Linked DNA regions of Homo sapiens: regions 2 and 3 are each linked to region 1. The links are chromatin loops, found by intact Hi-C in ENCODE. Cell type or tissue: natural killer cell. All regions are shown on one strand.

Region 1 (8,000 bases):
ATATTGAAGAGGTTTAATTATAATGATGTATATAAATGTCCTTAAAAAGAAGTGTTAATAGAAATAACCTTGTTAGTGTAATCGTGCCTTTAACTTGTGAATTCCTTTGTCTTCCTGAAGAGTAAGTTAAAATATCCATCTTCTTTTGGTGATGGGGAGGGTGAGAGAACAGACACACATACAAATCTTATGGTTAAAGGTCAACTTGCAATATGTTTTGAACGTATCTTTCCTGTTGGCTCTTAGATTTCTGTTTGCTATCTTTTATTTTTCTCTCTCTTATGGCCTGTTTTGAAATCTTAACTTTATTATCATTTCCCAGAAAATAGAAATATTTATAAACTAATGGTAGGATTATTTGCAAACTTCAAACCAATCCTCATTGCTTGCTTTTTGCTATTAGATACTCCAGGAAAAGTAGTAAGTCACAATGCAAAAAATTGTTTGGGAAAAATGCAAAGAGAAAAATTGTGTAATAGCAGATTCTTTTCAGCCTCCTGGTGGCAGTTCATGTGTGTGTATGTATACATGTGTGTGTTTTTTTTCCTTGTCAGGATTAATTCAGTGGGAAGTAATGTGACAGATTTTGCCATATGGATATTGATGGACCTTTTCATTTTACCTGGCTTAGTGATAGGTATAAAAAATAATTCTGAACATAATATATGGACCACCTTATTTCATATATTTTAACACCTATTATTTTACTATTATATGTAGGTTGAAAAATACTGCTTTTATTGTGTTTTTGGTGCAAGTATATGATTTCTTGGTTAAAGCTGATCATTCCATAGAAACATTTTAAATGAAATGGCCCCTCAAGAGAAAGATCAGCTTTGTCCCTTCACGGGGGTGTTTAGGCAGCAAAGACCTAGAGTATTATGGAATAATTTGTCCTAGGTCAGGCTGCTATAACTGTGTAAGGACAAAAGCAGAGTGGAAGGAGATGGGAGCATCTGGGACCCATTTGTTTCCTCGAGAGGAGACAATGGATCTTTTTAAGGAAATTGTTGGATAAATCAGTGTCTCCTCCTTCTTTCCCTCTCTTCCTACAGGGTCCCTGTGTTCATGATGAGGACTCTGGCCTATCGCTCATTGGAAAACCTGCCCTTCAGGCTCTTTTATATCACTGCCATTTTTATGAACATTTGAATCAGATGGTAAAGCATTGTTACCTAGGACGGTGTATGTTTGATTTGAATTTTTCTGCTTTTGATAGAAATTCAGAAAGCAATGATTTAAATGGTAAGTACGATATCTTTGTATTTTTATTTTTGTAATATGTAACTTGTAAAAACTGTTAAAAATACATATATTTGTTTTAAAAATTTGAAAAATGAAAGTATACAGGGAAAACATTCATTTCCAGTTCTACCACCCAGAGAGATGTATTTTCTTCCCGTCTTCTTTCTCTGTATAGCCTTTGTTTGTTTTATGTAATTATGTTCATATCTTGTGTACATTTTTGTATTTCCTTCTTTCACTAAATATTCTGCAAGCATTTTTCTATGTTATAAATTCTTCATGGAAATTATTTTTGACATCTTATTAATACTTTATAAGTTATGCCCATCAGTACAGTTTTATAGTTTCTTTCTCTGTTAACGTCTCAAACTTTTTTGGAACTTTCACTTCTAGGCAATGTACAGTTTTTTTATCCTTCTTGTGAATGAGACTTTTTCCCACTATATTTTCTAATTCATTTTGCTCATGTATCAAAAAGTTATTTATTTTAGTATGTTACTTATTTGTCACAATATTTTCCTGAAACCTTTTTATTCCTTTTGTTTGTAGGTTCTTGTAGATTTGCTAAGTATAAGATCTGAGCACATAAAAATAATTATATCTTGTAATAAATAGTAATTTAATAATATAAATAGCTTTTATTTTTAAATTCATTTTTATAATAATTTTTTAGAATCTTGCCATAGTTTCAAACTTACAGAAAAGCTTCAGGAATAGTACAAAAGAATTCTCAAATGTTAACATTTTACAGTATTTACATCTTGCCACATGTGTGTGTATGTGTGTATAAATAAACGGATATGTATGATCTATATATACTCTTTTTGAGCCATTTAAGAGTAAGTTGAAGACATGAAGTTCCTTTATCCCCGAATTATTAAGTGTGAATGTGTGATTCACTTTTCTGTTTACTTCTTGGAAGAATCAAGAAAATGAGATTTGATGAAGTTTTGAACATTTTAAATATCCCTCTTAGAAAAGTGACTCACTTAATTGTTTAGATTTCTCTGGATCAGTTACTTAGAGCATGGCCCTTAAACTAACAGCATTGGCATCTTCTGTGAACTTGTTAGAAGTGAACACTCAGGGCTTCCACTCTGACCTGGGGTATTGGAGCCTCTGGGGCTGGGGCTGAAGCAGCTGCTTTAGCAAGCTCTCAGTGATTCTTATGCACATTAAAAAAAAACTCTCCTTAGATTTTTTTTTTTTTAAATAGTGGTCTATCTCAGAAGCCAGATCCATATAAGTTTTTTCCTTTCTTTAGTTTTGAATTGGTTTCCTGTAATGCGTACCCTTTTAATTAATTGTTACAGTTCCTAGGAGGGTGTCCATGTTAACAATTTTCTCGTTGTTGCAGGTTTAGATGACTCATTCAAGTTTTGGAGGGCTCCATCTAGGACAAGTCAGGATCGAGATCCAAGTTCTCTCTCCACCTCAGAAACAACGGTACTTGCAAAGAATGCATAAGTCCTTTATTTTGAATCTCTGAAAAAATTTGAGTTTGCCTAGTGGGAGAGTTAAGAATACAAAGTGTAAGGTTATAACAGCTATGATTTATTCGAAGTGCTTTCTGCAGAATTTTGCTAAATTATTGTATTCAAGCTGCACATCAGTCATACATTATAGATACTTATCTTGCTTTTCTGTGTGCGCAAGCCACTCTGAAGTAAAGTAACTTTGTGATCATTAGTGCTATAGGTAGCAGAACTGGAGTTTGAACCAGGGTGTGTCTTGCTACGGTATAGCTACACTGAATATCCCTTTAGTTGAGAATTTTCAACCTCTCTTTCCTACCTTTTTTGATAGTACGAAAGTGTGAAAATATGTTTTTCGTTAGTATTAGAAGAGAACAAATCCTACATGTTAAAAATGGTTGATTACCCTGAAATTGTGCTTAAGGGCAGGGCAATATGAAGAACATTCAAATGATTCTAGTGTGGTGCTGACAGCTTTAAACACACTTCTAAATACTTGCATCACATAGAAGTTTATCTGGAATACCTGAAATTTATATATGCCTGTTTGCATGCCTTCTTTCCTTCCCCTTTCATTCATGCATTAGTTGCTTTTTTTGCAGAAAAGTTTGAAACACTGAGTATTTATAAGGAATGATTGATACTAGGTTTCAGTTATTTACAAACATACAGAATCATTTATTCTCAACTGGGAAATGTTACTTTTAATTTTAAAGTGTTTTTGAAATAATTAGTGTATTATACAACATATCAGGAAGGGAAAGATTTGATACACCTGTTTCCAGGAACAAAAATAATATGAGAATAATAATTATACAGACATTATAATGTAAAGATTATGTTTAATCTATCTCCTAGTTTCTCAAAAGACTGATACTTTTTGCTACAGTTTTAAGTCTTTTTTTCCCTAGATTCAAGAGAAGTATTTGTGTTTAGTGCTACATTGGACCTTTGTATGGAAAAGTAAGATAATTACCCGAGTTCCACTAGATGTCATGCTTTCCTTTCCAAGGTGGAGATAGTGTGTACCTTTGTCTCAACAAGAGCAGTAATATGATAAATGCCAAACTGAATTGTCTTAATTGGTTATTTAGTTCACAGAAGGACAGCATGAAAGTGTGCTTAAAAGTAAATTTTGTTTGTTAGCCTATTTGTCAAAAGGGCTATAGACTAGCCTTGAAATCTTTGTACATATTTCAGTTTTTTTGCTTTTAGTAGGTACTCAGTAAATAATAATTGCTCTAATTAACTTTGAGTTATCTTAGCTATTTTGTGGTGAGCACTGAAGTCATATTTATCCTATACAAGAAAACCTAAATACAAAAAGCAAAAGCATATCAACCTTTTGAATTTCTCTATTTTGTAATAACATTTAATCTTACAGGTTAGAATACTAGATTTTCTGAGAAAATTTGGAAATATGTTATTAATTGTAGTCATTATTAAAGAAAGAAGCACCCCAATTAAAGTGAAGGTCTTTAACTTGTTTGTGTTTGAATGTAACACAGACTTTTAGAAATATATACCAATGGAATCTTTTCAGTTTTTTTAAAAGAATTTTGTAATATGTGTAAAATTTATTTCTTATTATTTTCTCTAAAGGCTAGTGTATTCTGTTAGAATTTTTACAGAATTTACTTTTTACTTTCTTTTTCGGGAGGTTTCCAAACAACTTTTAGAATGGGTGACTTTTAGTTACAAAAATAGTCTTCGTACCCTAATTCTACTAGTTATATTTTCTTTACCATACCCAAGATGATGTGTATCTTTGTCCCAACAGGAGAAAAATCTGGAGAGTGTTTTCATTCTGCCAGTGTTACTTTAAACCAAAGCTGTCAGTACTTCGACCAAGGCATACTTTCTTATGTATAAAAAAATGTTGAAGTTACAAATTGAGGTATAAGTTGAGTGGATGTAAATCTTATTAATCAGCTTATCTGCTTATTTATATCTTTGTTTTGTTTATCTCAGAATTGAGAAAAAATGCAATCCTTTATTGGTTAGTTGGCTGGTTTTTCCATTTTATCTTTCCAAGGAAAGCATCATCTTTTGATTTGGGTCATGTCATCCAGCATGCTCTCCTGGGTTACTATCCATTTTGTGCTGTTAATGCCAAGTTAGGGACTTTCATGCTGTTACCTAATGTGTATTAGTTCCGTTGTTTGGCAAGCTTCGTAAGGATTGTTGGGTCCTGTATGTTTGATAAACTGCAGATAGAGTAAGCAGAGTGTCATTGTTAGCTTTGGGGCATCGCCCTTGTAAATGCTTCCTCAGGAGTGGCCTCTATCGAACTCAATATTCTCCTCCTCTGGGGTAGGAGGATGCAGCCATTAGGTGGTGTTTTTCTTCTCGAAATCACGTTTATATCCAAGATGGATAGCTGTTTGTGCCTCTTACACACCTGTGTGCAGCAACAGCTTTATGACCAAAATTTGGTCTCTTCTGTTGTTCCTGAGCAGAACTATGTCTGTATTTTTTTAAATTTATCAATTGTCAAAATAAAATATGTGGGAAATATAATTCCTTTCTTTTTGAGCCTTTCTTTGTGAAATATGTGATCTTTCAAACTTTTTTCTGGAACACAGATTTAAAGAAAACTGATTTTAGTTTTTCTAAACATTTAAAGAGAATTTTTACACTTCATAGTCTTAAAACAACTGAAAAGCATTGTTACTATTTTGCAAAAGAGGAAATTAGGGCATGGAGTGAGGTCCCACTCCATGGAGTGCATGCTTGTTCAAGTTCCTAGCATGGTAACTGGTAGACCATTCTTTTGAGTCCAGAAGTATGTTTGCTTCCTCCTTCACTCTAAGGCCAGATGTGATTGATCCCATAAAAGATGGTGTAGTCAAGGGACAGTGAGGTTTCTTTAGAGGGAAAGATGAAATGAAAAGTGGTTTTGTGTAGGAAGTGGCCACTGAAATGGGCTTTACAATATTATCCCCTTCTCTTTTATATGCATACAAACATTTGCAAGGGACTGAAAAGATTCAAATATTCCTTAGGATTCAGTGACCACTTAACAAATGACAAAAGTCTACTTGAGAACATAAAGCATACTTAGACTTTCTAACTAAATATGAAGTTGTGTTGTACTGAAGGCATTAACATTCAGAAAATGCAAGAGGTTGTTTGGAGTAGAATGTGGGACGGAAAGCTAAAGTTTGATGACCTGACTAATCAGATAGGAGTTAGTTAAGAAAGCTGAATCAGCTTTTGGATTTGAAGAGGTAAGATATAAGAGCTATAAAGATAAAGATGTAAGGATATTTCAGCAGCATGGAATGGCATGAAACATTACAACTGATATGAGAGAAATAACGTATTGACACTCATTTGATGGTAGTTAAAATTGTTTTATAGAAGGAAGAGTAGACAGAGGATAGTTTAAGCAGGGATGGATCCAAGAGGCTTTCTAAAAGAAAAATAGTTTTGACATAGGCATCACTGATAGGACATACAAATACCTCCAGCATGGTGACCCCAGGAAAACTTGAGGAGGTGGTAGTTTGTGTGATGATGGAGAGAGAAAGAAAATGTTATACTCTGTTTAAATAAATTTCAGCTACCTGTGGATTATCCAGAGTCTAACAACCTCTTATATTTAGTTAGGAGGAAAATACAAGTGAGACAAGCTCTTGGAAATTTGTGCTCTTAGATTACACACAGGATGGCACAGGAACTGTGACTGTGTTGTGGTGATGATCTGTCTCTTTAAGTGGTCCTTTGGTTAGACATGCAAGAATCGTCTATCATCTTCTGCTCATTCCTTCAGAGGACTTTTCTGAGCTTTCTTTTTTTTACATATATTGTACATAATCCATTTGAATTATGAATCTATTAGTTGAAATAATTTAAACTTCTTGTTATAATTTGGTTAGAATTAATGATTACAAATTGAGAAGCATGCCAAAGCTTTCCTGCTCCTGGGCATATAGAGAAAGGTATTATTTATTAAAATGAACACATGAAGCTTAGAATCTCTTAGAAACCCTTCATATCTTATATTTTTCCATGTTTTCAAAATGTGGCTAGACTTGTACTTTATTTTTTTCACACTACAATCCTTATTTTCTCCCTTTGTACCTTTTTAAAAACAATTAAATAAACTTTTTTGGCACCAGTACTGCTTTTGAGGGAAGTTGATGGAACTATTACAAGATCATTTTGGCAAATACAATATTCAAGTTCTGAATTAACTTTCAAAAAAAGTTAAAGTGTCTAGTGAAATCACTTGCTTCTGTAAGGCAGATACAAAGAAAATCATTTTTGTACATTGATGCATTTTTGCTTATATGACAGAAATTGTTTTTTACATTCCAGTTCTACTTGGATATGGCAAATGACTCTGCTATTTTCAGTGATTTCAAAGGGACTTTCTTAATTTTAGCTGCTTATTTTACACTGAAGCATAATTTAGAAACCTTCTTTAGTTACCAAATCTGCTTACAAACACACTGAAGAACAATTTTTTTCAGTTTTTATAAGCAAGATTTGAGTCCATTTTATTTTTTTATTTTCCCCTAGTTTTGAGCTAAAATGACAAATAAAATTGTATATATTTGAGATATACAGTGAGATTACTTGACATATGTATATGTGATGAAATGATTACCACAGTCAAATTAGTTAACACATCTGTCACCTAAGAGTCAACCTTTTTTTTTTGTGGTGAGAACACTTAAGAACTACTCTCTTTCAAGTAGACTGTGCAGTGTTATTAACCATATTAACCATATTCACCATGCTACACATTAGACCATATTAACCATATTCACCATGCTACACATTAGATCCCCAGAACATACTCATCTTATCTGAAAGTTTGCACTCTTTGACCAAACATCTCCCCTTTTCCCCAGCTCCTATCCCCTAGCAACATCCATTACACTAATCTGAGTCTGTTTTAGGACAGTACCTTTAAGTAGCATCAGCCTGCTCTAAAAAGCTTGTATTGTCTTTTGTAATATCTGTAAAGTAATAAGGCTAGAAATATATTCAAATTCAGATTTTTTTGTCTTACCGAGGGATTATAAATTGAAGATCTCAGGATATGTCATGTGGCAGATGTGAAAGCGAGGGAAAAGTCTAGATTGTGATTTTGCACTTAGACCATTCTAATGAATTGAGCAAGTGATAGATACAAGAATTAGACTCTCGCTGTTGTAAGAGGACAACCCTAGTTATCCTACTTACTGTGAGGTACAGAGCAGAGCAGCGAGAAGCTTGACAGGAACGGATGACTTCAGCAGACTAAGTTTGCTCTTAAACTAAGCCAAT
Region 2 (8,000 bases), 180 kb after region 1:
ATGCTTGTTGGCCACGTATATGTCTTCTTTTGAGAAGTGTCTGTTTGTGTCCTTTACCCACTTTTTAATGGGGTCGTTTTCCTCTTGTAAATTTGCTTAACTTCCTTATAGATGCTGGATATTAGACCTTTGTCAGATGCATAGTTTGCAAATATTTCCTCCCATTCTTTAGGTTGGCAAATTTTTTATCCAAAAAATATTGATTGACTTCTCTACTTTATGCCAAGCATGGTTCTAGGTGCTAAGTACAGAGCAGTGTAAAATGGTCTAGCTATACAGAGGCTTGGGTTTACGAAGCTGACAGTAAAATGACTCAGGGTTTTGTGAAGTGGGTGAAGGATTTTGCAGAGCTGCTCAAACTGCATATGCAGAACTGTTGACCAGTGAGGATGGTGAGGAGGACAGGTCAGTAGCCAGGGAGGCGCTAGTGGGCAGGGGCAGTGGCATGATGTGAAGATGTACCCAGCAATGTTTGGGGTACCCAGGACATGAGCAGTGGTTGGAAAAGTGATGAAGCACTGAAATAATTTCCAAGGATGATTTGTGGTCAAGCCAGAGAAGCCACATACAAAATAGAGAATATTTAATCATGATATCCTGCAATAAAAATCATGGGAAAACAACACAGTCTATTCAATGTTTATTCTAAGTATTAATACGTAGCTACATATAAGTATAAGCTGGTTTTCATTATTTGTATTTGTTTTATTGAAATCAAATTTTTTTCTTCCCAATTAACTACGACATTTTGGTCTGTTTCACGTGAATCCACTTTCCAATTCCAAGTTCATCAGGATCCCACGGTTCTCTTGTTTGTGTGGGCTCTTTCTGGCAGTTCTTTTCAAGGTCATTTTGAGCTGCCTTCCACTGAGCTTTGCAGGAAGAGCCTGTGGTCTGAGAAGCCACAAGCAATATCTGAGGCAAGGCAGGTTTGGCCGACCTCGTAATAGGTCTTGATTTTCATCTAACACCAATCAGTTACTCTGTTTGTCAGGAAAGGTTAATCAGGGGCTACTCTGAGCTTCTGAACCACCTGGCTCTAGGGTTGGGAACCACTTCTTTCACCTCCAGGCTGAGTCTATTGAGAGGCGGGTCTAGGTCCTCACATGGAGCCTCTGCTGTAACCTCCCTGCACTTTGCTCCCCAAAGACAGCTGCATCCCCTCTAGGATTTTCCCCATTGCTTCCTGCATTGTCCTTTGTGAAAATGCAGACACGGCTATGAGTAGACCCCTGTTTCTACCTGAGTCGGCAGGTTCACGGGGGCCTGACAGCATGGTTTTGGTTAGATAGGCAGACAAAGGAAACTCCTGAGATTGGACGGGGCGGCATCCAGAGAGAAGAAGAAGAAAAACACAAAACAGTTGTGCGTGTGAGCACTGAGGACACGCATTCACGCTGCCTCTTACTTCCCAGGGACCAGAAGGGCTCACATGAAAGTCGATTTCTCCTCCTTTTTTTCATTTCTTTTATGTTCTTTCATTTCTCCACATGGTGTGCTAGCATCTGATTTTATGTTGTCACGCATTTCCTTCTTTTCTCACGTCTTCCTTTCCCTGTTTTAATTTTTATTTTAATTTTCCTTTTGTTTCTTTTAAGCTTTTATTTCCTTTTTTCCCTTTTTTAATGAATTTTCTTCCTTTGCTTTTCTTTCTTCCCCTTTTCTTGTGTTGCTTTATTACTTAGAGACGAAATGTTTTCCGGGTGTGTGTTATGTGGGTAAAGTGCTACCTTTGGTAAACGGTTGTACAGAGGAGAAAGCTGGAGTGCTGTGGTTTTCTTTTTACAACATTTTGACACATGGAACCGCATGCTGAAGATGAGAAGCTAGTTTTTGGTGCGGCTGAAACTATCGTAGCCATGATATTCTAGTTCAATAGATGGCAAATCTTACTGCACTTTAGACTTGCTTTCATTCTCTCTTTCGAAATGTGACATCTCTTTTGTTTCTCTGTCTCCTTTCCTTCCTTTTTTCTTCCTCCCTCCTTTTTTCTTTTTCTCTCTTCTTTTTCTCCTTCCCTCCTTCCTTTCTCTCTTTCTCTATTTCTTTTTTCTTTTGTTTGTATGCCAAGACAATGGCTCCTGGGCCAGTCCTGAGTGAAACTGTCACATAGTTGAAGTGACAGATGACTTCCCACTTTTTGCATTTCTCCCTTAGTGCCAGAGAGTTTTGTGACATCATTACTGCCCAGGCCTCACTCTACTGAAATAGCAGGTCAGGATTTGTTGGCATTAGTGATGCCATCAGAAGAAAGAAGGTGTTCATCACTAATAAATAGATCCACTTGTTACCTTGCTGGGTTATCTTAATTTTAAGAAAGAGTTACCACAGTTTATTCTTTAGATCGGGTTCCCAAACTTTTTGGTCTCAAGACCCCTTTATGCTATTTTAAAAATTACTGAAGGCCCTCAGGGAGTGTTTGTTTATGTACGCTATATCTGTCATGTTTACTGTATTAGAAATCAATATTGAGCAAAATTTAAAACACAAGAATTTTCAAGCATGCATACCACTAGCTGGCAGAGCCTCTGGAAATATCTACTGTATACCTGTGAGAGAACTGGAGTGAAGAGGGGGAATTTCCTCTCAATATCACTAGGAAAATAGATTTGAACTGGCATATCCCCTAAAGGGACACAGAGATGCCCAGGGCCCCCAAACACACTCTAAGGACCATGGACTTAGATATTTAGTGACAATTACTGAGTACTTTATGGTAGGAATTCCAGAAATGGTGTGAGGAAGGTGGGAGAATACTGGACTTTCATGGTATCAAGAATTGATACCACATGTGGGGCCCTACTCTACCCATGTGTAAGACAACCCTGTATATCTGAAGAATGAGATCATGTGTATATTCAGTGAGAATGATTTGGTATCTTTTTCATAACTGTCAGAATCTTAGCCAGAATGATTATAACCTGAACATTTGATACTGTAGGTCAGTGTCAGAGACACCAGCCCAGCATTATTGCCTAACAGTCTCTTTGTAAAATTCAGCCTCTTGATATGATACCAAGAAAAGCACCAGGGGTTTTGGCTGTGTTTCTCACTACATGGTTAACCAAGTAACACTTATGGAACTATGTGTGAACAATCATATCCTCTTTTCTATTTATCTCCCGGACTTAAAAACAAAAAACAAAAAACAAAAAAAACCCTTTCTCTTACAAGAATGTGTCATTCACAACTGGGTGCGGTGGCTCATGCCTGTAATCCCAGCACTTTGGGAGGCCGAGGTGGGCGGATCACAAGGTCAGGAGATTGAGACCATCCTGGCTAACACGGTGAAAGCCCGTCTCTACTAAAAATACAAAAAATTAGCCGGGCGCGGTGGCGGGCGCCTATAGTCCCAGCTACTCAGGAGGCTGAGGCAGGAGAATGGCGTGAACCTGGGAGGTGGAGGTTGCATTGAGCCGAGATCACACCACTGCACTCTAGTCTGGGTGACAGAGCAAGACTCCGTCTCAGGAAAAAAAAAAAAAAAGTAGTATAAAGAGGTCATTCACAACGGAAGAACTGTGTTAGGTAACATCACCAATTATTTTTATGATTAAGTATCTTCCAGTTGGGTGTCCCAAAATTTGACAACCTGTATCTAATCATTTGCTTCTTCTTTTCAGATAGTTTTGAGGCAGCTGTGCCATCAAATAGCCACATTGTTTCGGAACCTGGAAAGAATGTCACACTCACTTGTCAGCCTCAGATGACGTGGCCTGTGCAGGCAGTGAGGTGGGAAAAGATCCAGCCCCGTCAGATCGACCTCTTAACTTACTGCAACTTGGTCCATGGCAGAAATTTCACCTCCAAGTTCCCAAGACAAATAGTGAGCAACTGCAGCCACGGAAGGTGGAGCGTCATCGTCATCCCCGATGTCACAGTCTCAGACTCGGGGCTTTACCGCTGCTACTTGCAGGCCAGCGCAGGAGAAAACGAAACCTTCGTGATGAGATTGACTGTAGCCGAGGGTGAGTGAGCACCAGACATCTTCTGGTATCAAACATGGAAAAAGCCAGCCCCGTGGGCTGGTCTCTGTTTTTATTTATGGTAAACATGTTCATTTAATGCGCATATTCAGCATTTTTTTAAATGGCTGAATTTAGGTGAGTTGGCCATTATTCTAGTATTGAGGGTTTCTTTATCTTGTGAATCCATCAATCAGATACAGCAATAAAAATCTTTCCAATTTTCTTATCTGCCACCATCCTGAAGCTTAAAAAAGAAATTCGTAAAGGGCTGAAAAACATATGGTATTACCAGCCTTCAGGTTTCAGCTGTAGAACTCCTATCTTCCCAATTACATGAATATTTTTGATGGTGGTGATAAGGTGTTAGAATCCCCACATACCCCAGCAATACAAGACAGTGCTAGGTTGATATGGCTGAAGCAGGGCTGCGTTGAGTGCATTTCAGCAGGTGTTTGAGAATGCGGTTGCCAGTTTGCCAGACAGGAGCCTTTTTTTCTCTCAGTCTTTTTCAGATGTGGATGCAGAAACAGACTGATGTTGCATCTTAATATTACTAGGAAAATAGGTTTGACCTTGCAGATCCCCAAAAGGGACACAGGGATCCTCAGGGACCCCCAAACATACTATAAGAACCACTGACTTAGATCTTTGGTGACCATTACTGAGTATAATCTTTGTGCTGGTGAAATTGGCCTTTGGGGCTTCCACCTCCTCCAAGGCCTCCTCCAAGGCACCACACTATTTGTATATTAGGCATTTGTCTTTTTTTTGTCACAATGAAGCCTTTCATTGTGTTTCAGGACCTGCAAAACCTAGATCCACTTTGCATGAGTATGAGAAAAAGTAATTTCTTTCACTTACAGAAGTGCTAATATAGAGAGGCCCATATAGAGGTCTGTGTAGAGGCCTGCATTACAGTTGAGAGAGAGGAAGGCCATCCCAGGCTCTCCCAGCTCTGCCTCTGGGCCAGCTTCCTCACTGTCGGGACACGGAAGAGAAAATAATTTATTTTTACCTTTCACTTTGTTCTCCCTTCTTCCTTTCCTTCCTCCCTCCCCTCCCCTCCTCCCCTCCCCTTCCTTCCCTCCCCTACCTTCCCCCTCCCCTGCCCTCCCCCTCCCCATCTCCCTCCCCTTCCCTCCCCCCCCTCCCCTCCCCTCCCCTCCTGTCTCTCCCCTCCCCTCCCCTCCTTTCTCTCCCCTCCCCTCCCTTCCCTTCTCTCCCCTCCCTTCCCTTCCCTCCCCTCCCCTCCCCTCCCTTCCCTCCCTCCCTCCCTCCCTTCCTTCCTTCCTTCCTTCCTTCCTTCCTTCCTTCCTTCCTTCCTCCCACTTGAGCAGGCCCCTTCCAAAGCACTGCACTATTTGTGTATTAGGCATTTGTCTCTTTTGTCACAATGAATCCTTAAATTGTGTAAGATTCCAGCCCCCACAAAACCTAGATCCACTTTGTATGATTGTGAGAAAAAGTGATTTTTTTTTTATTTACAGAAGTACAAATATAGAGGTCCATATAGAGTTCTGTGTAGAGGCCTGTATTACAGTTCCCTCCCTCCCTTTCTCCCTCACTCTCTTCCATCTTTCCTTCCCTTCCTTCCTTCTTTCACTCTGTTCCATTCCCTTTTCTTTTCTTCCTTCCCTTCTCCCTTCCACATGCTTTCAGCCAGCTAATTTACCTTTGACTTATGTTAGACTTGTAGAGCCAACGCTTGCTAGGCTTTGGCTGTCCCTTTATAGACTTTGCTCATATTGCAAACTGATATTTCTTCCTGTGTTGAAAATGAAGAAGAAAAGGTCTTGTATAAACAGAAGCTTCCACTATAGCTCTGTGTATAATAAGGAGAGCATTTTCAGGGAATAACATCTTTTCATACACAATCACCTTGGACCACATCAAGCCTCCCTTGTTCCTCTAGGAACTGTGGTGAGACATACATTGGACTTAGAATTTAATGAAAATGATGAGTGGTTGGTGAAATATTTGGGGGAGGAAAAATTAGCAGAGACTCCTCATTTTAAATGTTGACTCTGTTCCTTCAGACACAGACAAAAAGAACTTCTTACCTAAAAATCCCTTGCATTATGGAAGTATTTTTTGAAACTGGTCAGGAAAAAGAAACAGTGAAAACAGATTAGAGACCAAGGCAAGAAAAAAATGTTCTATTCAGAAAAGTGTCATAAAGAATCATTTTCAAACACGTATAAGATTTTGCCCATTATATGCTGAAAAAGTAATTGTAAACATCTTAAATTATAGAGAAAATGAAGGTAACAGATTTTTAGGAGATATGGTTATTTAACTCTTATTAATTAATAAAAATGTCATTCATCTGTCCAAAGATGACTAAGTTTCTTGCACAAAACTATTTCTTTGTATGTAAATTATAAACAGCGTCAAACTCTGCCAATGAAATGAAGATGACTAAATGTAATGGTCAGTAGTGTTAGTGTCCATGTGTTTTGAACAGTTGCAAATGGCTTTTTGACATTCAGTTGACAGATTGAAAGAATGTCAACTGGACCTTGTATCCATTAGTAAAAAGTTATCATTGACAGAAGATGACAGCCATTGACTGTATGTTTCAGTTTAATTCCTTTTTTCAATTTTTATAAGTGAAAGATTGAATATAAAACTTAGATGCAAAGCAAAACAGATCATTTGTGTTTTCTCTGGTGCAATTTGATTATTTCACGTCTTGAGGCTCTTTGGTCAAAAATCAATGTGGAGATTAAAGCAGAGAGACAGATATAAGATGTGGGACAGATTTAATTTATTTCAACTGCCAAGGGAAAGGTGATTGTGGCAGATTTTATAAATTGCTGTACATACTTTTGTTAGTTCTCAATGACTTCTTTTATAGCACATAGTATTGGATCTAAAAGAGAGATTTTTAGGACTCTCATATTCATACACACACACACACATGCACACACAGACACGGACACACACACAGAGAGGGGCTCTTCCCCTGACTCCTACCTGCCTGCATTCATCTTCAGACAAGTACCAGGTCACTCAACAGAGGACCCCTGCCAACCAGCAGGTCAAGTATCCAGGCCTTGATTGGTTTTGAACAGAGGAGAAAATGGCAGAAGCAAGAACTGAACTCACATTTACCACTGACTTTCTTTGCTGAGTGAAAAGAAATACATTTCTCTTGTCCTTTGCACTTATGTCCTGAAATGTAGAATGAAATAATTCCAGACTGACTTTTCTGAATTTGAAACTTGCCTGGACCGAAGGGCAAGGAAAGTGGGGACGGGGGGAGCACAGGGGAATGTCTGTTTATTGACAGTGACTACAGTTATTTTTGGCCCTTAACATCCTCTGGATTTTCATTTGTCATAAGAGAAGTATTTTAGGTGCCACTAAAATAATTTGTCAAATATTTTAATATTAGCTAAATGATTTGCAGACTACTATTGTTTAAACTGACCTTATTGGCTATAAAAAGAATGAAGGCAAAAGAAATAAAATCAGCTCTTGCAGAAAGTTTCTGGAGGAGGCTAATATTGAAAAAACTTCTGTTTGCTATTGATAAGTATAATTACTCATGTCCTTGTATAATCGTCTTCCACCAGTGAGACCACTCAGGCGGGACCATCAAGGTTCAAATGAGGCATTGATGATTAGAGCTGAGGAATGACATGAAACAGGTTATGAAGAGTAACCCCAAATATGCAGGAGGAATGGGGAGATGGTGCATGGGAGACTGTAGTCAAATGACTAGGTTGGTATGGAGAGTCTAAGTTATGTATTAATATGGGACGAGGTAGGTTAAATTAAGTGATGACAGTGAAAACCTGCATCTCATATAATTGTCAAGCAAAGCTACCATTAGTTCTTGAGCAAAGATGGCAAAACAATAATCATGAAAGAATAAGTTGCTATATGATTTTCAGTGTGCAAGTCTTTAACATTTTTGGTTAAGTTTATTCTTAAATACTTTATTCCTTTTATTGTTATTGGGGATGGGATTTTGTTTTAATTCCTTTTTTGGATAGTTTGCTGTTTGTGTACAGAAACCTGACTGAT
Region 3 (8,000 bases), 120 kb after region 1:
CATCTGTTTTGATCATCATTTCAATTTCCTTGGTCTATTTGTCTATGTATATGCCAATACCCACACTGTTTTGATTACTGTAGCTGTGTACTACAGTTTTGAAATGGGAAATGTTAGTCTTTCAGCTTTTTCTTCTTTTTTAATACCATTTTGGCTATTCAGGACCCCTTGCAATTCTATGTAATATGTTCAGACTTCAGAGTTGGTGGATTCAGTAGCTCAGTAATGCCATCTGAGCCCCACATTCATTCTGTCTCTCTCTACCACCCTGTTTGTCCTCAGGCTGATTTCCTTCAATATGGCTGCCTGTGGTAACCAGGACAGCATTCTTGTTCATGCATAATGAGAGGAGATAAAGATAGAAACAAGGATGGAGAGAAGAGAAATTGTTCACATTCCATGCTGTTTTTCTGGCATGGAATGTGAATAACTTCCTTCACTCTGATGGGCCAACTCAGGCCATAGTTGGCTTCTCTGACCCCTCAAATCAATCATAGTTTTCAGGCTGGGCATGGTGGATCATGCCCGTACTCCCAACACTTTAGGAGGCCAACATGTACAAGTGCAAAATTACATGAGTCCAGAAGCTCCAAGCAAGCCTTGGCAATGTAGCAAGACCCTGTCTCCAAAAAAAAAATAATTTTAAAAAATTAGCTGAGTGTGGTGGCTCAGCTGGGTCCCAGCTACCCAGGAGGCTGAAGTGGGAGGGTCACTTGAGACCAGGAGTTTGAGATCAGCCTGGACAACATAGCACGTCCCCACCTCTACACACACACACACACACACACACACACACACACACACACACAAAATCATAGTTTTCAGTACAATAGCTTCTATTTGTCATAATATCTCTGTGGCGTGTGGAAAGGGGTGGATACTCAAACTCAGGTACAGTACTGCTAGGAGTGAGGAAAGTGAAATGGGTGATGGTCAGTTATCTTTCTAATAATTGAAATCTGATTATATCATTCTGGTGCTTAACAATCTCCAATCGCTCTTAGAATTGTACCAGGAAGTATATAAGGCAAATGTACTCCCACCCCACTCATCTCTACATCTTTCTGTTTCCATCTCCCCTCAATGTATCCAGCTACAATGATTGAAAAACTTCCACAAAGTCTCTGACTTTGTGCACCTGCTCTCCTATCCACCTGGACTGCTCGTTCACACACCTGGCCACACCCTGCATGTGGCCACAGCCTCCTGCTTCTGCAGATTCCAGAACACACTTCACTGCCCGAGAGCCTTTCCCGACCACCAACCTGACACAGCCTCTGCTTGGCTGCAGCCCCAGCCATTCTCTCCCATGCCTGTGTGTGTTGCTTCCTTTTCATAACGTGACATGCACTTCATAACTGTGCATTTATTTGTATGTTCGTCTGATGTCTGTCTTTCCAACTAGACTGGGGGCATGAAAAAGTTTTTCTGTAAAAGAGCAGGTGGTATGTTAGACTTTGGCCGTACACTCTGTTTTGAGATCACGCCAGATGCAGTATGTGTGTGAGAGAGAGAGAGAGACAGAGTGTGTGAGAGTGTGTGCAAATGTGTGTGAGCATGTGTAAACGCATGCATGTGTGCGTGCATGTGAGTGTATGCATGTACGAGTGTGTTTGAGAGTACGTGCAGATGCATGTGATTGTGTGAGATTGTGTGTGCATATGTGAGCATGTGTGAGAACATGTATAAGTGCATGCGTGTGTGCATGTGTGTGAGTGCATGTATACGTGTTTGAGAGTATGTGTGCACCTGCATGTGATTGTGTGTGTGAGAGAGTGTGAGAAACAAAGTGTGAATGTGTGCATATGTGAGTGTGAGAGCATGTGTAAGTGCATGCGTGTGTGTGGATGTGTGTTTGAGAGTATATGTGCACATGCATGTGATTGAGATAGAGTGAGACAGTGTGCATATGTGAGTGATAACGTGTAAGTGCATGAGTGTGAGTGTGCGTGGATGTGAGAGTATGTGTGCACATGCATGTGATTGTGTGTCTGAGACTGTGAGCATGTGTGTGTGGGTGCATGTGTATGTGGGTGCATGTTGTGTGTGTGAATGTGTGTTAGAGCATGTGTGGGTGCATATGTGAGACTGCATGTGTGTGTGAGTGCATGCATGTTTGGGAGACAGCATGTGTGGGTTCATGCATTTGAGCACGTGAGTGTGTCAGTGTGTGCATGTATCCGTGTGTGTGTGTGTGTGTGAAGGGACACAGGCCTGAGACAGAAGATATGAATGCAGGAGGAGTACTTAGGGGGACCCTGTCCTCAGGACCTCAGGAATTCTCTGGACTTGGTTTAGCCCGGCATTTGTAGTTTGATTTTTGCTGGTGCCTGTCAGGGGAAAATCTTGTCATTAGGACATAATAGGACATAATAGATGAAATTAATTTTTCCAATTCTGATGGAGGTCTTCCATGTCCTTGCCACTCCAGTTTGTTCTGTACAGTGACCAAGATTATCTTTCCAAAACGCGAAGTTGTGTGCACCGCTTTCTCCATCAGCTCCTCGGCGGCTCCATGTTCCTCTCAGGAATGTGTTAACGTCACAGGCGTTACTGAGAGCCTGCTTTGCCTGAGGAATTGTGCTGGGTGCTGGAGTTACAGAAGTTAGCATGACGCCGCGGTTTCTGATTGCTACGTTTCAGTTCCTTTATGTGTGTCACTCAGGTCACTTTTCAGTCCAGACTCAGTCTCATTTTCGGTCACTTCCCCACCCACTAGACTGTAGTCACACCATTTCCTGAAACACCCGCATTGTCACGCCTCTGTTTTCCCCCCACTTTTTCTATAAAACCTTTTCCACAATCTATTAGAATGATTTGTTCTCTCTGGCTTTCATAAAACTTAGCAAATGACTTGTATAGAGATGATCATGTTTTGCTACAATAAATTGCTTTTAAAATTAATATGACCCACTATATTATGCATAACCTGAGAGCAGAGATGTGTCCTCTTTATGATTGTATTTCCAAGGGACTAAGCAGAGGACCCAGCATAACTCAGTACAATTTGGAGGAATTGTTGGGTTGACTTATTTACAAAACAGAGATAACAGATGCCTCTTTTGACTACATCACAAAACAACTAGAGGCACAAATAATATCATAGATGTGAAAACTTTTAGAAAATATAATGCCATATAAACACAAGGTGACACCATGCTTGATTATATGTACACATTACAATTTTGTTCTGATTATCATTGCATTGTTGATTTTATGTTCCCTGAGAAAGTTCCCACATTAGATATTCATGCTGAGTAGTCGACACTTGCTGATACACTTTGAGACTGAGTCACAAACAAAGTTCAGGGTCGGCATTAGATAAAATTGTCTTCAGTGGTTTCTGCTCCTACTTTTCCCAATTTTTACTCATCTTCTATTTTGACAGTCTTACCAGGGTCAAATGCATTTATACAATTCCTCTTTTTGTAGGGGTATACTTTTTATACTAACATGCTGATATGTTCCTAACAAGTTCTTAAGAATTGGAACTTGTACCTAACAAGTTCTTAAGAATTGGAACTTGTATTTTATAAGAGAAAGAAGAGAGCAATGATGAACCTGAAAAATGAATCCTGTTTTGATATTGTACTATAATTATGTAAGATATGACCCCTGACAGAACCTGGGGACAGGGACCTGTCTGTACTCTCTTTGTGACTTACTGTGACTCTATAATTATTTCAAAATCAGAAGTTAAATCTCTCATAATGGTAGATCTGCATATGCCCTGGGCCAGCATACTTTTGTATCTGATGGGCTTTTGATCTGTTTTTTGGTCCTCATCAAAGCAAATGTCTGAGATCAGCAAGGAGGAAGAGGTGAAAGGAAGGCCACAGGATGGGCTGTCAGCGCTGGGCGTAGGCTCCCTCCGCCCACTTCAGCCTCTGCCTCATCTTATGCTCTCAGTGAGGACTTCTCTGCTCCATGCATGCACCACCTTTCACTTATTATTTATATTTTTACATCTTTATTTTAGTTTCTGCCTCCTCCACATAGAATGTAAGTTCTATCATGGCAATATTTTTTTTTTTTTGTATTATTGTATCCTCATTGCCTACAGCTGAGTTAGGCACAGAGAATGCATGCAGCACATGTTTGTTGAATGAATGACTCCTTGTAGAAAATGAAAGCCCGAAAATAAGCCGACTGGTTCCCCGAGAGAGAAGAAACTCAAATCTGCCCATCCTCATAAAGGAGCAAACCTGTCTTTTAAGCTAAGGCCTTTTTCCTGTGTTCATACTTCAGAAAAAGAAGACACGACTGATAACATCTGAGAGGAAGGAAACTGCATTGTGCTGGGGATCTGCATGTCACATTATAAAAAGCAATTTTTTTTTTTAATAGAACCAGCCTTTCAAACAGTTTCCAGAGATGGATTATCCTACTTTACTTTTGGCTCTTCTTCATGTATACAGAGGTAAAGATGATCTTTATATTTTCATTTAAAAGTTTTGCTCCTGTTTTTGTTTGTACAGTGTGGCATATTCAGAATTTACAGTGCTCTTTAGTTGGCTAGGATAATTTCTCACTTGTTCAGAAAAACTAAAAGTTACATTTTCCAATTATCAGCAGGACGCCTTTTTAGACAAAGGCAGAAACTGTCAGCCTTTACTGTGATCTCAATGCACTAGGTCTTCAAAAGCTTAAGATATTGATTTGGTGTTTCCATCATCAAGGCTAACAATTAATGTGATGTTGTATATTTCAGCTCTATGTGAAGAGGTGCTTTGGCATACATCAGTTCCCTTTGCCGAGAACATGTCTCTAGAATGTGTGTATCCATCAATGGGCATCTTAACACAGGTGGAGTGGTTCAAGATCGGGACCCAGCAGGATTCCATAGCCATTTTCAGCCCTACTCATGGCATGGTCATAAGGAAGCCCTATGCTGAGAGGGTTTACTTTTTGAATTCAACGATGGCTTCCAATAACATGACTCTTTTCTTTCGGAATGCCTCTGAAGATGATGTTGGCTACTATTCCTGCTCTCTTTACACTTACCCACAGGGAACTTGGCAGAAGGTGATACAGGTGGTTCAGTCAGGTAAGGGCAAGTTTTTTTTTTTTTTAAATCCCTTTTTATCCACTTACAACATTTATTTCTATAAAGCCCAAGTAGAAGCTATAGAATGTCTTCTCGTATTTCTGTGGCATTCTCCAATTCCATTTCTAGATGCTTTGATGTTACTGCTTTGAAGGAGCAATCTTGGGAGTCTGTTTCATTTTTCTGACTGTGCTGTTGTGTCCGAGTAGAAGTGCCTTTCAAATTTGAATGTAGTAGAAGAAAGCACAGGTTTTTTGTTGTCTTAATGATAACCTGAGCCTTGATTAAACTGATGTTGGCAACACATGGGTTCAGGATCCTTTCAGGGTTTTATCACAGTGACATAGCACCATTCCCTTCTGCTGGACACTCCAGCACCCACATCAACCCCTGTGTGTTCAAGGTTCTTCCTACAGTACCAAATCTAAGTTTGTTTTCTTTCTTTCTTTTTCTCTTTCTTTCTTTCTCTCTCTCTCTTTCTTTCTTTTCTTTCCTTTCTTTCCTGTCTTTCTTTCTTCTTCCTTCTTTTTTTTTTTTTTTTTTTTTTTTTTTTGATGGAGTCTTGCTCTGTCACCAGGCTGGAGTACAGTAGCATGATCTTGGCTCACTGCAACCTCCAGCTCCTGGGCTCAAGCGATTCTCCTACCTCAGCCCCGCAAGTAGCTGGGACTACAGGTGTGCACCGCCACGTGATATGGTTTGAATTCCCATGTGTTGTGGGAGGGACCTGGTGGGAGGTAATTGAATCGTGCGGGCAAGTCTTTCCCATGCTGTCCTCATGATAGTGCATAAGTCTCATGAGATCTGATGGTTTAAAAAAGAGGAGTTCCCCTGCACTAGCTCTCTCTGTTTGCCTGCTGCCATCCATGTAAGACGTGACTTCTCCTTGCCTTCCACCTTGATTGTGAGGCTTCCCCAGACATGTGGTGCTGTAAGTCCAATTAAACCTCTTTCTTTTGTAAATTGCCCAGTCTTGGGAATATCTTCATCAGCAGGGTGAAAACGGACTAATACACCATGCCAGGCTGATTGTTGTATTTTTTGTAGAGATGAGGTTTCAACATGTTGCCCAGGCTGGTCTTGGACTCCTGAGTTCAAGTGATCCAACTGCCTCGGCCTCCCAGAGTGCCAGGATTACTGGCATGAACCACCAAGCTTGGCCCTGGCTCTATCTTTCACCTCATCCAGGTTTAGCTAGAGAGGACACTTTCTTCATAAATTGTGAGCTGTGGTGTCAGAAAGAACCCAATGATCCCTTGGAGTGTTTTTTGCTTTATCTACCAGAGATTGTGGTTTTGTCTTTCTAGTGATGACTACATGAACTGGTTGTAGTATATTGGAAACACTTGGGTTTATAGTCATCACTTTCCATCAACCTGGTGTTAGTTGCTCGATCCCTCTGAATCTCAGGTTCCTGAAGAGGAAATGGGGTTGGTAGTGCCATTCTACTTGTTGAATGGCTGAGGGACGATATATTTAAAGAACTTGGTCCATGGTAGTCAGAGAATGATACATCTTATTATTTCCTATGCTTGTGATCCAAAAGGACTAATAATGAAATTTTCAGATATTAGTGACAATCTAAAGCAGGGAATATTTTTGGAACTGTGTGTTTCTTGTGTGGTGTCTCTCAAATTATACTCATGGCTGTACAGAGAAGAACATTTTATGACATCTGACATAATAGTGCTTTATTTTTAAGGGATCTGTGCTCTAAAAGAACAAGTACAGAATTATATGAGGAATATCAAATGGTCAGGAGATAAGAAACATCTTCATATATTTAGTTTTCCCTTTCTCTTTAGGTGTAGCTAGGGTGAAGACTAATTTTGTGTATATAGCTGAGGCTTATAGAGTGTCAATTTACAATGTTTCTTTAGTTAAATGTTTATTTATTAAAGACTCTGTTTCACCATACAAGTCCTCATTTGCTGTTGTATGTAGACACCTGTTAAATCCTGCTTGGAAGTTTTTACTGTGTAGTTTGCTATAAATCAGTCAGGCAGGCGAAGTAGAAGATTGGCAAAGCTTTTAACATAGACTGAGCCATTGGAAACAAGGCCTGAGCCACCAAAGCTAGAACAGGATGCACTCCCCACTGCTGCCTTGTGTGGTATGCCTTTAAAGTTTGGGTTCCAAATTAGCTGTTTTGGTTTCTGTCACAGGACAACCAATTGAAAACAGCTCAACCTTTCAGGATAGAGGATGGAGCTAACCTGTAGAGAACTAAATGATGGTTGTTATGCAAAGGTAGGATTTTTAACATCACATATGAATAGTCTTCGGAATATTTCCTGTTGTTTTCATCCAGATTTGTCATTACTGCTAGTTTTTGAGGTTAGGAAAAGAGAGCTGTCACCTTCATGGGGCTTAAAAAAATACAATGTGGAGATTTTCAGTCAGTTTTCAGTCAGAGGAAGGAATACCGGCTGTCCGTCTAGTTTGAATTCTTCATGATGGTATCCTTAGCCATGATCCATTGCTCTTGTTTTGATTATTTGTATTTTAAAGAGCAGATTGATGCAATGGGCTAGTGAGGGCATTCTACCCTATTTTGAGAGTTTGAGAGCTTCACTTTTTTAAACTAAGAATGATAGTGAGTTTAAAAAATATTAGTTGTATTTCAAAATTAACCTTAGGTGTGCTTGAAATTTTCTTATGTACTTCAGTAACAACATACTGGGATTGCAAATATTGTACTTTTGTATACTGTAAAGGGGGAGTTGAAAATACATTAAATAGTAAAAAAAAAAAAAAAAAGACTTGGAATCTAGAAATCCTAGTTTGTATAATGGATTGTAAGAACTTCAGAAGGATGAAGGAGTTGGGCCCTATGCTCTGTAAATATGTTGATTTTTTGCTATTTATTGATAGCTTATTATGTGCGGAATTTTACATAGTCTGGATCTTCATAGACTTCCTCCTTGAATCTCCTGTGTGCACTTGAACGTTT

Evidence for each region. Hi-C counts contacts between places; a loop is a spot of excess contacts. Peaks named below come from ENCODE experiments on the same cell type or tissue, not always from the same donor. Only the 100,000 strongest peaks of a DNase experiment are listed, where the experiment ranks them.
Region 2: a loop joins it to region 1, with 7 times the contacts of the local background. A loop is called at or near these places in 3 of 110 quality-filtered maps.
Region 3: a loop joins it to region 1, with 3 times the contacts of the local background. A loop is called at or near these places in 3 of 110 quality-filtered maps.

Annotation. Positions count from the first base shown.
Region 1 is chr18:70,068,597-70,076,596 of GRCh38, reverse strand. RTTN (rotatin) reads left to right here. Exons shown (of 49, transcript NM_173630.4): 33 at 1,056-1,245; 34 at 2,603-2,691. Among named protein-coding and RNA genes, the nearest start is that of CD226, 120 kb to the right of the region's middle. RefSeq lists a silencer at 3,650-3,944. In natural killer cell, CTCF peaks have their summits at 3,528 and 3,742; a DNase peak (open chromatin) is centred at 3,716.
Region 2 is chr18:69,891,669-69,899,668 of GRCh38, reverse strand. CD226 (CD226 molecule) reads left to right here. Exons shown (of 6, transcript NM_001303618.2): 3 at 3,624-3,968. Among named protein-coding and RNA genes, the nearest start is that of CD226, 52 kb to the left of the region's middle. In natural killer cell, no CTCF peak of the experiment used is centred here; DNase peaks (open chromatin) are centred at 1,378, 1,798, 3,058, 3,868 and 3 weaker places; H3K4me3 peaks cover 2,388 bases; H3K27ac peaks cover 5,070 bases.
Region 3 is chr18:69,943,781-69,951,780 of GRCh38, reverse strand. It overlaps CD226 (CD226 molecule), which reads left to right and starts at 3,908. Exons shown (of 6, transcript NM_001303618.2): 1 at 3,908-4,420; 2 at 4,712-5,047. The coding sequence starts at 4,375. RefSeq lists enhancers at 5,589-5,638, 6,139-6,188, 6,199-6,328. In natural killer cell, no CTCF peak of the experiment used is centred here; DNase peaks (open chromatin) are centred at 2,660, 3,840, 4,230, 7,130 and 1 weaker place; H3K4me3 peaks cover 4,258 bases; H3K27ac peaks cover 5,684 bases.